Linked DNA regions of Homo sapiens: region 2 is linked to region 1. A link is an interaction called in ENCODE POLR2A ChIA-PET data of the cell type or tissue named here. Cell type or tissue: HepG2. All regions are shown on one strand.

Region 1 (8,000 bases):
ACAGCTCACTGCAGCCTCAAACTCCTGGGCTCAAGGGATCCTCCTGCCTCAGCCTCCTAAGTAGATGGGACTGCAGACATGTGTCACCATGCCCTGCTATTTTTTTTTTAAACGTTTTCGTAGAAATGAGGGTCTCACTACGTTGCCTAGTCTGGTCCAGAACTCCTGGCCTCAAGTGATCCTGTTGCTGTGGCCTCTCAATGTGCTGGGATTACAGACAGCCATGAACCACCAGGCCTGGCCAACTTTCGATAATGTGGTTAGATAATTCAAACTTAAAGCTGTTGGAACTTTAAATTATTCCAAGCCTTGAGAGGAATGTTGCTATGTAGCCTGAGTCACGTAGCATGCAGTTACAACTTCTGCTTTTTCCTGTAAATGATTAAGAATGACCAAGCAGTGCCAGAGATAAGATCACCTCAGAACATTACTCCTAGGCCGGGTGTTGTGGCCTCACATCTGTAACCCCAGCACTTTGGGAGGCAGAGGTGGATCACTTGAGCCCAGGAGTTTGAGACAAGCCTGGGCAACAGAGTGAGACCATGTCTCTACAGAAAAAATTATTGAAAAATTAGCTGGGCATGGTGGCACACGCCTGTAGTCCCAGCTACTGGGGAGGCTTAGGCAGGAGGCTTGAGCCTGGGCGTTCGAGGCTGCAGTGAGCTGTGATTGTGCCACTGCACTCCAGCCTGGGTAACAGAGCAAGATCTGTTTGTTGTTGTTTTGTTTTGTTTTTGAGACTTTGTCTCACTCTTGTCCCCCAGGATGGAGTGCAATGGCACGATCTCAGATCACTGCAACCTCCGCCTCCCAGGTTCAAGTGATTCTCCTGCCTCAGCCTCCCGAGTACTTGGGATTACAGGCGCCCGCCGCCATGCCCAGCTAATTTTTGTATTTTTAGTAGACACGAGGTTTCATCATGTTGGCCAGGCTGGTCTTGAACCCCTGACCTCGTGATTTGCCCGCCTCAACCTCCCAAAGTGCTGGGATTACAGGCGTGAGCCACCGCGCCCAGCCCCAGAGCAAGATCTTATCTCAAGAAAAAAGAAAGGAGAAAGAAAGAAAGAAAGAGTACTCCTCCTCCTATCAGAATGTTAACGCAATCTTCCCTGCAGCATAGCAAGATGTACTAATGAAACTGTTGTAACATATGTACTGGTCCTGTAGCCTGGAATAAACTCTATAGTTAATCATATTTTCCTTTCTTTTCTTTTTTTTCTTTTTTGAGAGTAGAAGTCTGGCTCTGTCGCCCAGGCTGAAGTGCGGTGGCGTGATCTCGGCTCACTGCAACTGCTGCCTCCCAGGTTCAAGTGATGCTCCTGCCTCAGCTTCCCAAATAGCTGACACCACAGGCATGTGCCACCACACCCATCTAGTTTTGGTATTTTTTAGTAGAGACAGGGTTTCGCTATATGTTGGCCAGGCTGGTCTCGAACTCCTGACCTCAGGGTATCCACTCTCCTTGGCCTCCCAAAGTGCTGGGATTACGGGCATGAACCACCGAATCCGGCCTCAATCATATTTTCTGAATCTCATTATTTATAGTTGACGATAATTTATTTTCTTTTATTTAACATGTATACATGGGAGCCTTCAGAATGAAGACCTCAGCCGGGAGCAGTGGCTCATGCCTGTAATCTCAGCACTTTGGGAGGCCAAGGTGGGCAGATCACCTGAGGTCAGGAGTTTGAGACCTGCCTGGCCAACATGGCGAAACCCCGTCTCTACTAAAAATACAAAAATGAGGCAGGAGGTGCCAGCCAGGTTGTGGAGAGCCTTGTCATGCATGATAAGACTTTGGCTTTTACCCTGAGTGAAATGGGGACCACTGGACGGGTCTGAGCAGATGGGACCTGACTTAGGTGTTCACAGGGTTCCAGCTGCATGTGGGGTGCAAACTAGAGGGGTTGGCAAAGGGGACCCCAGAGACAAGGTCCCTGTCATAGTCCAGGTGATAGATGAACTTGGACAGATCAAGGTGCAGGGCGACAAAGAGGTGAGAAGTGGGATTTAGGGTGTATTTCAAAAGTAGAGGCAGTAAGATTTCCTGATGGACAAAATGGGGGCTTGAGAAAAGAGAATGCAAGGCTGGTGCCACCACTAGGGGACCAGGGGCCCCAAGAGCTGAAAGGTTAGAGCTGTCTACCTCACCCACACAGCATCCAGAAATAAATAAATAAATAAATACATTTTCCCCAGCTCCAGCTTAAAGGACAGAAAGATCATTTAAAAGTGAAACCTCTGCCAGGTGCAGAGGCTCACTCCAGCCTGGGCAACAGAGCAAGATTCTGTCTCAAAAAAAAAAAAAAAAAAAAGTAAATAAATAAAATAAAAAAGAAAATACAAAAAGTAGCTGGGCCCAGGCGAGGTGGCTCATGCCTGTAATCCCAGCACTTTGGGAGGCTGAGGCAGAAGGATCACATGAGGCCAGGAGTTCGAGACCAGCCTGACCAACATGGTGGAACTCCATCTCTACTAAAAGCACAAACATTAGCTAGATATAGTGGTGGGTGCCTGCAATCCCAGCTACTAAGGAGGCTGAGACAGAAGAATTGCTTGAACCTGGGAGGCGGAGGTTGTGGTGAGCAGAGATCATGCCACTGCACTCCAGCCTGGGCGACAGAGGGAGACTCTGTCAAAAAAAAAAAAAAAAAAAAAAACCCGGCCGGTCACGGTGGCTAACGCCTGTAATCCCAGCACTTTGGGAGGCTGAGGCGGGTGGACCACCTGAGGTCAGGAGTTTGAGACCGGTCTGGCCAATATGGTGAAAACCCGTCTCTACTAAAAATACAAAAATTAGCTGGGTGTGGTGGTGCACGCCTGTAGTCCCAGCTACTCGGGAGGCTGAGGCAGGAGAATCTCTTGAACCCGGGAGGCAGAGATTGCAGTGAGCTGGGATCGCACCACTGCACTCCAGCCTGGATGACAGGGGGAGACGCCATCTCAAAAAGTAAAAAACCAAAATTATAACGAGGGTACAACATTTCAATAGGATAACATTTATATTAAACAATTCAATGGAATACTTCACTAGTTGATATATGCATTATTAATGGGGTCTCCCTATATTCGAACTTCTGGCCTCAAGAGCTCTTCCCGCCTCAGCCTTCCAAAGGGCTGGGATTACAGTTATGAGCCACCGCGCCTAGCCAATGGTAGCTTGTAAATACTTTGTATCTATTGGCCTGGCTGGGTGGCTCACGCCTGTAATCCCGGCAGTTTGGGAGGGAGAACTGGGAGGATAGCTAGAGCCCAGGAGGTCAAGACAAGACTGGGCAACATAGCAACATAGCAGGACTCCATCTCTTAAAAAAAAAAAAAAGAATTAGCCAGCCGTGGTGGTGCATGTCTGTGATACCAGCTACATGGGAGGCTGAGGTAGGAGGATCCCTTGAACCCAGGAGTTAAGAGGCTGCAATGAGCTGTGATCGAGCCACCGTACTCCAGCCTGGGTGACAGAGTGAGACCCTTTTAAGGAGCCTTGATGGGACCTGATGACTGGCTTGATGTGGGAAATGATGGCATCTAGGATGGCATCCAGGGACAACATCTCCATTTCTTGATTGATAAATCAATCAATAGGAAAGAGGATTTTCTGCAAATAAGGGAATCTTAGTTCCTCATTTCTCTTCGCTACCCCAACCGCTCCTTGCTCAGAATCAAGCAGTAACAGTGAACTTGGTAGTAGCTCCGAGAAGGAAGTTGGACTTATCCAACTTCCTTCCTTCCTTGTCCTTGAGAAACCTAGGGGAACTCTAAAACGGAAGCAGAACCCACTCCCCAACTTCTCCACTCTCTGAATGAGGAGTGATTTTTTTGCTTTGTTTTCCAGTTACAAGGCCGGGGATGTACACGAGGTCCTGGAAGGAATTCCCCCTTGGTCCTGGTTCAATCTCTGATTTGTGATCCCGGACCACAGAGAGCTCTTCGGTGGGGTAGGCGCAGCACGGAGCAGTTAGGGATTTGCTTTTTTGGTAAAGAAGGTATCTGGGAGAAACTGCACTCAAACTTCCTCAGCCACACTCAACATGGCAGCTTCCTAGCCACGCCCAAAATGGCGGAACCCTTTGCCGTAGCTGGAGAGACGCTATTTTCCCAAAATGGAGCGGAGGAGGAAAATGTCCATCACAGCTTCACCCCGCCCCCCGCAGACGGCTAGCACCAATTAGTAGCGCGCAGAGCGAGTACAAAGCTAGGGGAGGAGCCTGCTGTTGCCCCAGCAACAACCACGGAAACCAAGACGAGCGCGGTCGCGGAAGTATCGCGGCTTACATATCTCGCAGCCAGGCGGGTCCTGGGAGAGGCGCGAGCCAGGCCTGGTCGGCGCCCGCGGAGAAAAGAAGCAGTCAAGCCCATGAACTACAACCCCGGTTGCCGCTTTCTCCTCTCCTAACCGTTAAGTGCGCTAAGGTAGGAATGACGCATGCGCTGCGCTTAGAGGCGGGGTTAAGTCGGACCTGAACTCATAACGCATGCGCCTTATGGAGCTTGCTGGGGGAGGGAAGCGGGGTGGCTGGCGTGACGCGGAAGGCGGGTCTTTTGCGCTCGTGGGCGGAGCCATAGCCCCTTCGGGCGGGGCTTTCCGCCGACCTGAACCCGAAAAGGTTATTTTGGACTTCCCAGAGTTAAATGCTGGTTCCCCAGACAAGGGTCCCCCCATTTTTTCCAGGCTTTCATGGGTTGGCAATTAGGATCTGTGGTCAAGACCTCAGCCTCAGGGGTGTGACGAAGCTAGCTTGGAATCCTAGTACTACCCTTTACTTGCTGGGCCTCAGTTTCCCCCCCGTCAAATGGAGATAATACACTTACCTCACAGGGTTGTGATTATATTTTTCCCCTCCCAGGGCCATGGCTGAGGTGCACGTGATCGGGCAGATCATAGGGGCCAGCGGTTTCTCGGAAAGTAGCCTCTTCTGCAAGTGGGGCATTCACACAGGTATTCCCCCAAGCCTGGTTCATTTCCACACCAAGACCCCTAGCCTAGAGGCTACATGCTCCTTCCTCCACCCCTTAACGCAGACTCTTAACCTCATTTCCATCAGTTCTCAGTACTCCAGGCCCAGCCCACACCCTGTCCACATGAGTCTCAAGCTCCCATCTTTGTGTGTGTGAGGGGTGGGATACAGACAGGGTCTCTCTCTGCGCCCGGGCTGGAGTAAGGTGGTGTGATCATAGCTCAGTGCAGCCTCGAACTCTCGGGCTCTAGTGATCCTCCCGCCTCAGCCTCCTGAGAAGCTGGGACTACAGACACGCACCACCAAATCTGGCTAATTTTTTTTATTTTTTGTAGAGACAGGGTCTCGCTATGTTGCCCAGGCTGGTCTCGAACTCCTGCGCTCAAACAGGCCACCCACTTCAGCCTCTCAAAGTGCTAGGATTAAAAACGTGAGCCGCCACGTCCCAGGAAAGTAATTTTGTTCATGCTTCCCCAACTGAGGCCCTATAGAGTCATGGTATAGTGTAATGGTTAGGGTCATGGGCTGCCAGATCTGCATTTAAATATTAACTCCCCCACCTATTAATTGGAGACCTTTGGACTCGACCACTTTGAGCCTCAGTTTCCTTGTTTCAAAGTGAAGCTAATAGTAGCTAAGAAGCAGCACAGGTTTGAGGTTAAGAGCACAGACTGCCTGGGTTCAAAACCAGTTATTGCTTGTTAAGGCACCCTTGGGCTGATTATGTGAACTTGGGCACTTCTCTTCACCTCGACTTCCTTGTTTGTACAATGAGAGTCATAGAAATATTTACCTGTTGAAGTTGTCATGAGTACTAAACGAGTATCAACAGCACTTAGAATAGGAATAGGGCTGGAATAGGAAGTGCTCATTCAGTGTTTGCCTGGCTTATACAAGACTTTGATGGGGTCTTGTTTGTAAAGCCTGGGGTATGTTGTTGCGTGGCACAGATGAATGTCTATGAAACAGATGTGGCCATTTGGCATTATCATGTCTTCAGGCCTGAGTCCTAGTCCCTTTTTTTTTTTTTTTTTTTTTTTTGAGACTCGTTCTGTTTCCCAGGCTGTAGTGCAGTGGTGCAATCTAGCTCAGCCTTCCAGGTTCATGCCATTCTCCTGCCTCAGCCTCCTGCATAGCTGGGACTACAGGCGCTCGCCACCATGCCCGGCTATTTTTTTTTTTTTTGTATTTTTAGTAGAGATGGGGTTTCACTGTGTTAGCCAGGATGGTCTCGATCTCCTGACCTTGTGATCTGCCCATCTCGGCCTCCCAAAGTGCTGGGATTACAGGCGTGAGCCACTGCGCCTGGCCCTTTTTTTTTTTTTTTTTTTTTTGAGACAGAGTCTCACTCTGTAGCCAAGCTAGAGTGCAGTGGCACGATCTCGGCTCACTGCAATCTCTGCCTCCTGGGTTCAAGCGATTCTCCTATGTCAGCCTCCCGAGTGGCTGGGACTACAGGCACCCGCTACCATACCCAGCTAATTTTTGTATTTTTAGTAGAGATGGGGTTTCACCATGTCGGCCAGGCTGGTCTTGAACTCCTGGCCTTAAGTGATCCGCCTGCGTAGGCCTTCCAAAGTGCTGGGATTACAGGCGTGAGCCACTGCGCCTGGCCCTTTTTTTTTTGAGACAGAGTCTCACTCTGTAGCCAAGCTAGAGTGCAGTGGCACGATCTCGGCTCACTGCAATCTCTGCCTCCTGGGTTCAAGCGATTCTCCTATGTCAGCCTCCCGAGTGGCTGGGACTACAGGCACCCGCTACCATACCCAGCTAATTTTTGTATTTTTAGTAGAGATGGGGTTTCACCATGTCGGCCAGGCTGGTCTCGAACTCCTGGCCTTAAGTGATCCGCCTGCGTAGGCCTTCCAAAGTGCTGGGATTACAGGTGTGAGCCACTGCGCCTGGCCCCTGGGTCCTTTTTGATTCTACAGGTAAGTGAGGTGGAAGTTGAAATTCCCAGGAAATCGGAACCCTCCAGCTGATGGATGAGGGGCAGGCTCTGGAGTCAGACTTGGTTTCCAGGTTGGACCACTCACCTTCTCTGTGACCCTGGGCAGAGGCTGTCCCCTCTTGGAGCCTCAGTTTCCTCATTTGTTCTTCATAGGGCTGTTGGGAAATCTTGCTTTTAAGGAGCCTGACGCAGGGCCTGGTGCTTCCCTCAACTCAGCCCAGAAGGGAGTAATGACTAACCTGATTTTTATTATTTCAGGGAGTTGCTGGGGATGTTGATCCAGCCAAGAATACTGAGGCAGTTGGATGAAAGGCTTGGGCTCTGCAGTTAGAGCTGAGTCTGAATCCAGTCCCATGATGGGACCTTGGTCTGCTATAGTCACTGCTATGTCACCAGCATGGAAAACAGTGCTTGGCACATAGCAGGTGCTGAATAAATGTTCATGAACTCACCTTCTCAGAGCCTGTTTCTTTACCTGTTAAATGGGGATTATATTAGCTCCCACCTCCTAGGATCACTTATTTGTCCAAGAAACATTTATTGAGCACCTTCTGTATACCAAGAGCTGGGTTTGTGGTCTTGGGGATCCAGCAGTGTGCAAGGTCCCTGTTTTCCTGGGCCATACAGTAGGGGAGACAGAAAATAAATAAGCAGGCCAGGCGCGGTGGCTCATGCCTGTAATCCCAGCACTTTGGGAGTCCGAGGCGGGCAGATCACCTGAGGTCAGGAGTTTGAGACCAGCCTGGCTAACATGGTAAAACCCCATTTCTACTAAAAATACAAAAAAAATTAGCTGGGCATGGCGGCGTGTGCCTGTAATCCCAGCTACTCGAGAGGCTGAGGCAGGAGAATCGCTTGAACCCAGGAGGCGGAGGTTGCAGTGAGCCGAGATGGTGCCATTGCACTCCAGCTTGGGCAACAAGAGCAAAAGTCTGTCTCAAAAAAAAATAAATAAAATAAAATAAATAAACAGATAAACGAGTGCAGTTGGGTGTGGTGACTCACCCCTGTAATGCCAGCACTTTGGGAGACTGGAGCAGGAGGATCACTTGAGCCCAGGAGTTTGAGACCAGCCTGGGCAACATAGTGAGACC
Region 2 (8,000 bases), 140 kb after region 1:
CAGGCATAGTGACTCATGACTGTAATCCCAGCACTTTGGGAGGCTGAGTCAGGAGGATCGCTTGAGGCCAGGAGTTAGAGACCAGCCTGGGCAACGTGGTGAGACCCCATCTCTACAAAAAAGAGAAAAATTAGCTGGGTGTGGTGGTGCACACCTGTAGTCCCAGCTACTTGGGAGGCTGAGGTGGGAGGACTACCTGTGCCCGGGGAGGTGGAGGCTGCAGTGAGCTGTGATCACACCACTGCACTCCAACCTGGGTGACAGAGTGAGACCCTGTCTCAAAAAAACTAAAAATAATAAAATGAAAAATAAAGGCTGGGCACGGTGGTTCATGCCCGTAATCCCAGCCTTAGGAGGCCGAGGTGGGTGGATCACCTGAGGTCCGAAGTTCGAGACCAGCCTGGCCAACATAGTGAAACCTCGTCTCTACTAAAAATACAAAAAATTAGCTGGGCATAGTGGCAGGCCCCTTTAATCCCAGCTACTCAGGAGGCTGAGGCAGGAGAATAGCTTGAACCCGGGAGGCAGAGGCTGCAGTGAGCTGAGATCACGCCATTGCACTCCAGCCTGGGCAACAAGAGTGAAACTCTGTCTCAAAAAAAAAAGAAAGAAAAGAAAAGACAAAGAAAGAAAGAAAAAATACAATAAAATTGGAGCTAATTGGAGCTTCCTCTCCAAATCTATCCCCTTCCCGCTTTACTTTTCCTCTTTGGTTCTTCTCATCACCCAACATACTTTACCTGTTACCCAAGTACCTTGCCCATTGTCAGTTTCTCCCACTAGAATGTCAGCTCTAGGAGGGCAGGGGTTGTGTCTGTTTCGTCCCCTGCTGTGTCAGGATGGCCTGGCACACAATAGGTGTGCCATAAATGCTTGTTGAATGAGTGAGTGAAATTGTGTTCAGCTATGTACTTATGAGCATTCCTGGGCATAGGTGTAGAAATATGAGCATGTGTAATTCCATAGGGGAGTTCACGTATTGTGTCTTGACTGTTTTTTTCTTTTGTTTTTTGAGAGTCTTGCTCTGTTGCCCAGGCTAAAGTGCAGTGGCATGATCTTGGCTCACTGCAACCTCTGCCTCCTGGGTTCAAGCCATTCTCCTGCCTCAGCCTTCTGAGTAGCTGGGATTACAGGAGCGCGCCACCATGCCCGGCTAATTTTTGTAATTTTTAGTAGAGATAGGGTTTCACCATGTTGGCCAGGCTGGTCTCGAACTCCTGACCTCAAGTGATCTGCCCATCTCAGCCTCCCAAAGTGCTGGGATCACAGGTGTGAGCCACCGTGCCCGGCCTTGAGTAACTGTTTTCGAGTGAAGGTGGATTGCCTTCCCTCCCTAACGTGGTGGTGTTGGTGTTGGTATGACCAGCGTGCACACACAGAAGCACGTACAATTACAGAGACAAACACGAGAGACACAGACCTGCAAGCACACAGAGATACCCAACACAAACCGCTATACAACGTACATCAGTCCCCCTTTATCCGAGGTTTCACTTTTTGAGGTTTCAGTTACACTTGGTCTAAAAATATTTCAATGGAAAATTCCAGATATAACTCCTAAGTTTTAAATTGCATGCCGTTCTGAGTACTGTGATGAAACCTCATGCCATCCCACTCTGGTTGGCCTAGAACGTGAATCCCCCCTTTGTCCAGCATCTCAGTGCTGTATCTGATACCTGTCTGTAAGTCACTTAGCTATCAGATCAACTGTCCTGGTACTGCAGTGCTCAAGTGCAGAGTTCAAGAAACTCTTATTTATCTAAATAATCGCCTGGCCGGGTGCTATGGCTCACATCTGTAATCCCAGCACTTTGGGAGGCCGAGGCGGGTGGATCACTTGAGATTAGGAGTTTAAGACAAGCCTGGGCAACACAGTGAAACCCCCGTCTCTACTAAAAATACAAAAAAATCAGCCGGGCATGGTGGCGCGTGCCTGTAATCCCAGCTACTCGGGAGGCTGAGGCACGATAACTGCTAGAACCCGGGCTGCGGAGGTTGCAGTGAGCCAAGGTCGCCACACTGCACTCCAGCCTGGGCGACAGAGAGAGACTCTGTCTAAAAAAAAAAAAAAAAGGCCCCAGGGTGCAAAATAGTGATGGCTGCAATTCGGATAGGCCAAAGAGAAGCCTTAAAGTGCTTCCTTTTAAGTGAAAAGGTGAAAATTCTCCACTTAGAAAAAGATAATCATATATATATGTACTGAGGTTGCTAAGATCTATAGTAAGAAAACAATCTATCTGCGAAATTGTGAAGGAAAAAGAAAGTTATGTGTAGTATATACAGGGTTTAGTATTATTCATTGTTTCAGGCTTTTGTGGGGGCTCTTAGAGAACGTATCCTGGTGAATAAGGGGAATCCCCCAACACAGATACACGTAGAAACATAGACACCCCCCTCCCCCAGCACACACACACAATGTCTGCGCTAGGATGTAAGAAGGACCAAGTTTTTCGTTTTGTTTTTTGAGACAGGTTCTTGCTCTATCTCCCAGGCTGCAGTACAGTGGCACAATCACGGCTCACTGCTGCCTTGACCTCCAGGGCTCAAGCGATCCTCCTGTCTCATCCTCCCAAGCAGCTGGGACTACAGGCGGCCACCACACTTGGCTAACTTTTCAATTTTTTTTTGTAGAGAAGAGGAGAGTCTCACCACGTTGCCCAGGCTGCTCTCAAACTTCTGGCCCCAAGCGATCCTCCCGCCTCGGCCTCCCAAAGTGCTGGATCGCAGGCAGAGCCACTCGGTGCCCGGCCCTGGGACCAAGTCTTGTAAGTGCGACTGCAGTTCTGCGTGTTGTTTACGCGTGTGCTTGTGCATCTGTGTTTGTGTTTCTGAGCTGGTATGTTTGTGACCCTGCGTGTATCTGTGGATGGTGTGTACGTGCATGTGTTGAGTATCTGTGTACGTGTCTCTCGTGTTTGCTCCGTGCGTGTACGCCTCTGTTCCCACCGCGTTGGCAAGGGAGGCTCTCCATCCGCAGACACAAAGTTTCCTTTTCTCCGTCAGCGGAGGGAGTGGAATGGTGCAAAGTCTGCAGAGGCCGGAAAGGGGAGGGTAGGGGAGCTCCTCAGTCGCGGCTTCCTAGGTGGCCGTTCCCAGACAAGGTCAGGTGCCCGCTCCCGCAGCCTCCGCGCCCTGAAGGCCCCGCGCCCGCAGCCCCCGCGCCGCCCGGAGGAGAAACAGTACAGTCCCGGGCGGGCGGCCCGAGTGGGGGCGGGGAGCCTGGGTCGGGTCCAGCCACCTGGCACGTGGGGCCCCGCCAGGGTCAGCGCGCGGGAGCTGGCGCCGCCGGCCGGAGAAGCCCTGGGGCTGGAGGTGGGTTCTGGAGCCGGGTCCCGTTCCGACCGCAGCATTCCTGCCCCCGCGTGAGTCACCGGGGGCACCTCCCCACCCCAGCGCTTCCGGCCGGCTTCGGGGGCGCGGAGCCAGAGCCGGGATCCCCCTTCCCAGGCCCCAACGGCCGCACCTTGAGTGAAGGGGACAGGAGGAACTGGGACCCCTTCCCCTCCAGAAGGTTCTTGCTTTACCGCAAGACGACAGGAGCAGGCCGATTCCAGATGTGCTTTCCAGATGTCCTGACCATCCCCCCACAACCCCTGCTCTCCGCCCCAGCTTTTCCAGAGAATGAGAGGGATGGAAGGAGGAGGGGCACGCCCTGAGTCAGATAGAGGGACAGACGCACACAAACGGACGAAATTCCTTCACACAGCAAACCCCCCCACACACACACTCACAATGAATCACACTTAAACACACAGGGGCTGTTATTAGCACAGAAGACGCAGCGCTTGGTAAGTTAACGGCACACAGATATGCAAGGGCTGATGTCACAAACACAGTGACACAAAAACACCGTGACTCACACATATACACGCGGGCTGACACTGATGTACATTCATAAAGAGACATGTATGCATACAAGCCAACGTGGGACAAACACATAAACACACAGTCACACATGTACACATTGATTACAAACACCTAGCGACGCAATGTACATCTAGGCTGATGCCAACACACACAGAAACTTAAATGTCCCTGTATATTCAGAGACACACACCACGTAACAGCGTACATGGAGTTGAGGTGGACAGATAGATACACACCAGGACACAATGAAGGGTCATTTTGACCTGCTCAGACACAGACACACCGACGCGTACACCTCACAGCCAAGCCTCCATCTACGCCATAAGATGGAGCTGGATGCGCCCAGGTTTCATGTTCACCCAGACACAGACTGATACAAAAACACATTTGCGCTGGGTGCGGTGGCTCACGCCTGTAATCCCAGTACTTTGGGAGGCCGAGGCCGGTGGATCACTTGAGGTCAGGAGTTTGAGACCAGCCTGGCCAACATGACAAACCTGTCATGAAACCCTGTCTTTACTAAAAATACAAAAATAAGCCAGGCGTGCCTGTAATCGCAGCTCCTCAGGAGGCTGAGGCAGGAGAATCCCTTGAACCCCGGAGGCGGAAGTTACAGTAAGCCAAGATCGTGCCACTGCACTCCAGCTTGGGTGACAGAGTGAGACTCCGTCTCAAAACAAAAACCCCAAAAAACAAAAAAACACAGTTTCGTAGATGCGCAGGCCTGATGCAGACACACAAGGATGGAGACACTGCCATGGACACATAGATTGACACAGAGACACATCTATACGCTGACTGGTAAGCATCCTTAGGTCATGTACTCAGAGGCAGCAGGGGCCAGTGCACACACAGGGAGACCAGAGAGAAGCAGAGGGTGCTGTTACACACACACACACACACACAGGTCTGTGACTACAGTCATACACCAACATGCTTACCCTGTGACATATACACACACGCCACAGAGACATCTATGGACACACACAGAAAGCTGGTAAGAGGCTGAGGGTTGAGAGCAGTGGCTCACGCCTGTAAATCCCAACACTTTGGGAGGCCGAGGCGGGAGGATCACTTGAGGCCAGGAGTTCAAGAGCAGCCTGGGCAACATGGCGAGACTCTGTCTCTACCAAAAAATTCAAAAACTATCTGGGTATGGTGGCACATGCCTATAGTCCCAGCTGCTTGAGGGGTGGGAGGGTGCTGAGGTAGGAGGATTGCTTGAGCCCAGGAGGTGGAGGCTACAGTGAGCCATGATCACAGTACTGCACTCCAGCCTGGGTTACACAGCGGGAGCTTATCTTGAAAAAAAATAAGGGGGAAAAAAGGTGGTAAGAAACACAAGTTATCCATGGACACGTTCTGATTCTGCAAGGGAACACAAGCTCTCACTAGGACACTCTCACACCCATAGCTGCACACCTGTGGGCTGACACTACCACCTCCATACAGAGAGGTGTGCACCATAGCCCCAAACCCACTACCCTCCAGGCACACTTTACTTTCATACAGTGAGTCCCAGCTGTGAACACACAAACACAAAAAAGAGGGACAGACACAGGCTGACACTGGTACACTCCATCATGCGCACACACACAGACACCCACACACGGGCAACCCCTAAGAAACGTAGAGAGAGAGACATGCTATAAAGATCCAAACACATATTGGGACAGAATCCAAGCTGAAGGAAATATATTTAGTCACACACACACACACACACACCACACATGGGACATCCACAGAAGTCCACCCTCGCCAAGGCACACCCTCACACAGAGGTTGTGCTGACGGATACACTAACACTCAGATCCAGAACACACAGATATCCAGACACCCCACCACCACCACACAGACATGCACAGATCCTCACACCTGTGCAGCCCCCATTTCTCTCCCTCCCCTCCCCTTCTCATGGGACCTGCCAGGCTGACTCATGCCCGATCCCCAACCCTGGTCCCTACTCAGCCACTCGAGCCATGGGCCTGAGTCACTCCTCTGGGGTCAGCATGCTCACCAGGTCTTCCTTGCAACTCAGGGTCCCAGGAATGCTGAGAATGTGAGCTCCTCCCTCCACCCTGGAGACCCCCAGTCAGAAGGCCCCTCCTCATTCCAGCAGAGAGAGGCAGCAGGTTGGGAGTGCGGGAAGCTGATGCCCTCCAGGCTGCAGCCTCCTTCCTTTACAGAGCCTCTGCCATCTGCTCCTCTGTCTTTCCTCCTTCAGTAGGGAGAACCCCCTGAATCCAGGGTCCCCCAGTGATGCCCCTGACCACTGCATAACCCTGAGCTCGGTCCTTCCTCGTCTGCATGGTGCAGAAGGGAATGGTCCCCAAGAAGGAGAGGGTTTCTGTCACTCCAACTTCCCTGTCCTGTCTTTCATTTTGTTTTGTTTTTCGTTTTGAGACAGAGTCTTGCTCTGTCACCCAGGCTGGAGTGCAGTGGTGTGATCTCGGCTCACTGCAACCTCCATCTCCCGGGTTCAAGCGATTCTCCTGCCTCAGCCTCCCAAGTAGCTGGGACTACAGATGCCCGTCACCACGCCTGGCTAATTTTTGTATTTTTGGTAAAGATGGAGTTTTGTCATGTTGGCCAGGCTGGTCTCGAACTCCCAGCCTCAAGTGATCCACCTGCCTCAGCCTCCCAAAGTGCTGGGATTACAGGCGTGAGCCACCATGCCCGGCCTCTCTGTCCTGTCTATGTTCATCTTGGGTCACTGTGGCCTGTCCCTTCCAGTGTATGTCATTCTATCTCTCTCTGTCTCCCACTTTCTTTTTTTTTTTTTTTCTTTTGAGATGGAGTCTCGCCCTGTCGCCCAGGCTGGAGTGCAGTGGCGCAATCTCGGCTCACTGCAAGCTCCGCCTCTCGGGTTCCTGCCATTCTCCTGCCTCAGCCTCCCGAGTAGCTGGGACTACAGGCGCCCGCCACCACGCCCGGCTAATTTTTTGTATTTTTAGTAGAGATGGGGTTTCACCGTGTTAGCCAGGATGGTCTTGATCTCCTGACCTCGTGATCCGCCCGCCTCAGCCTCCCAAAGTGCTGGGATTACAGGCGTGAGCCACCACGCCCAGCCTCTGTCTCCTACTTTCTTCCTGCTCTCTCTTCTTTGGGTTCCATCTCCCCAGTGGGGACCGGGCTGGACATCCTCCCTTTGACTGAGGCCAGCAGGCTTGTTAGGGCAGGAGGTGGGCCGGTTGTGGAGGGAGGCGGAGGAGAGGAGGGCACGGTTGATTCCGGTGCCCTGCTTGGGTCAAGGGCTGACAAAGGGGCACCAGGCCCACACGCACTCGAGCCATGGAACAGCTCAGAGGAAACCCAGGACAAAGAATTCTATTCAGAGAGAGGCCGGGGTGAATGGAGGGAGAGAGAAGCAGAGAGACAGAGAGAGAGACACATACAAAGAGAGACAGAAAGACACACACACCAAGAGACAGAAAGAGACAGAAAAAGGCATACGGAGAGAAATAAGATAGGTAGAGACAGAGAGGCAGAGACAGACTCAGAGGGAGAAACGAGAGAGACAGACAGTGAGGGACAGAAGGACAGTCAGACACTCACGCAGAGGTAGCAATGTTCCCTTGCTCCTGACTTCAGCCCTGCCCGGCCCCCTATTCGGAGCTGACCCACATCCCCGGACTCACCTGGAACATGCAGGCTGCGCTGGGGGCCGTGACCTGGAGCCGTGGCCAGGGGGACAGCATCCTGGAGCCAGAGTAGGTCCACGGGCTCTGGGGGTCCCTGAGCTTGGCAGCTCAGGTTGAAGGGGGTGTTGGCGGCCACAGTCCTGTCTTCGGGCTCCTCCAGGAAGTAAGGCAAGCCTAGCGGGGTGGGCAGTGGTAGAGGCTGGGGTCCCTCTGAGGCCCCAAGATGCCTGACTCACCACTAGGATGCTGTAGGCTTTGGGCAGCAAACCCACCCTGCAGGGTCATTGACTTGCCTTATCTGATCCCCGAGGGCACCTGAGCCATACCCAACACACACGTGACCCCAATATCTGATTCCTCCCATGTCAGACCCCCCACGATAGCTGAGCTCCTCATGTCTCTCTTCCAGAATGTCTGACAGCTCATCCTCATCTCATTCTATGGATGAGAAAAAAGAGACCGCTGGGGTCGTGGGGACAGGGGTACGTTGCG

Evidence for each region. Peaks named below come from ENCODE experiments on the same cell type or tissue, not always from the same donor. Only the 100,000 strongest peaks of a DNase experiment are listed, where the experiment ranks them.
Region 2: POLR2A ChIA-PET joins it to region 1 with 10 read pairs; 5 of 35 experiments call an interaction of 5 or more read pairs at or near these places.

Annotation. Positions count from the first base shown.
Region 1 is chr19:41,360,368-41,368,367 of GRCh38, reverse strand. B9D2 (B9 domain containing 2) reads left to right here and starts at 4,219. Exons shown (of 4, transcript NM_030578.4): 1 at 4,219-4,410; 2 at 4,845-4,936. The coding sequence starts at 4,849. It also overlaps a transcript of TMEM91 not described here. RefSeq lists an enhancer at 4,244-4,363. In HepG2, a CTCF peak has its summit at 2,118; DNase peaks (open chromatin) are centred at 4,137 and 4,467; H3K4me3 peaks cover 1,789 bases.
Region 2 is chr19:41,221,562-41,229,561 of GRCh38, reverse strand. It overlaps AXL (AXL receptor tyrosine kinase), which reads right to left. Exons shown (of 20, transcript NM_021913.5): 4 at 7,506-7,682. Among named protein-coding and RNA genes, the nearest start is that of AXL, 6.3 kb to the right of the region's middle. RefSeq lists enhancers at 4,376-5,311, 7,186-8,000. In HepG2, no CTCF peak of the experiment used is centred here; DNase peaks (open chromatin) are centred at 3,171, 3,291, 3,741 and 5,911; H3K4me3 peaks cover 1,702 bases.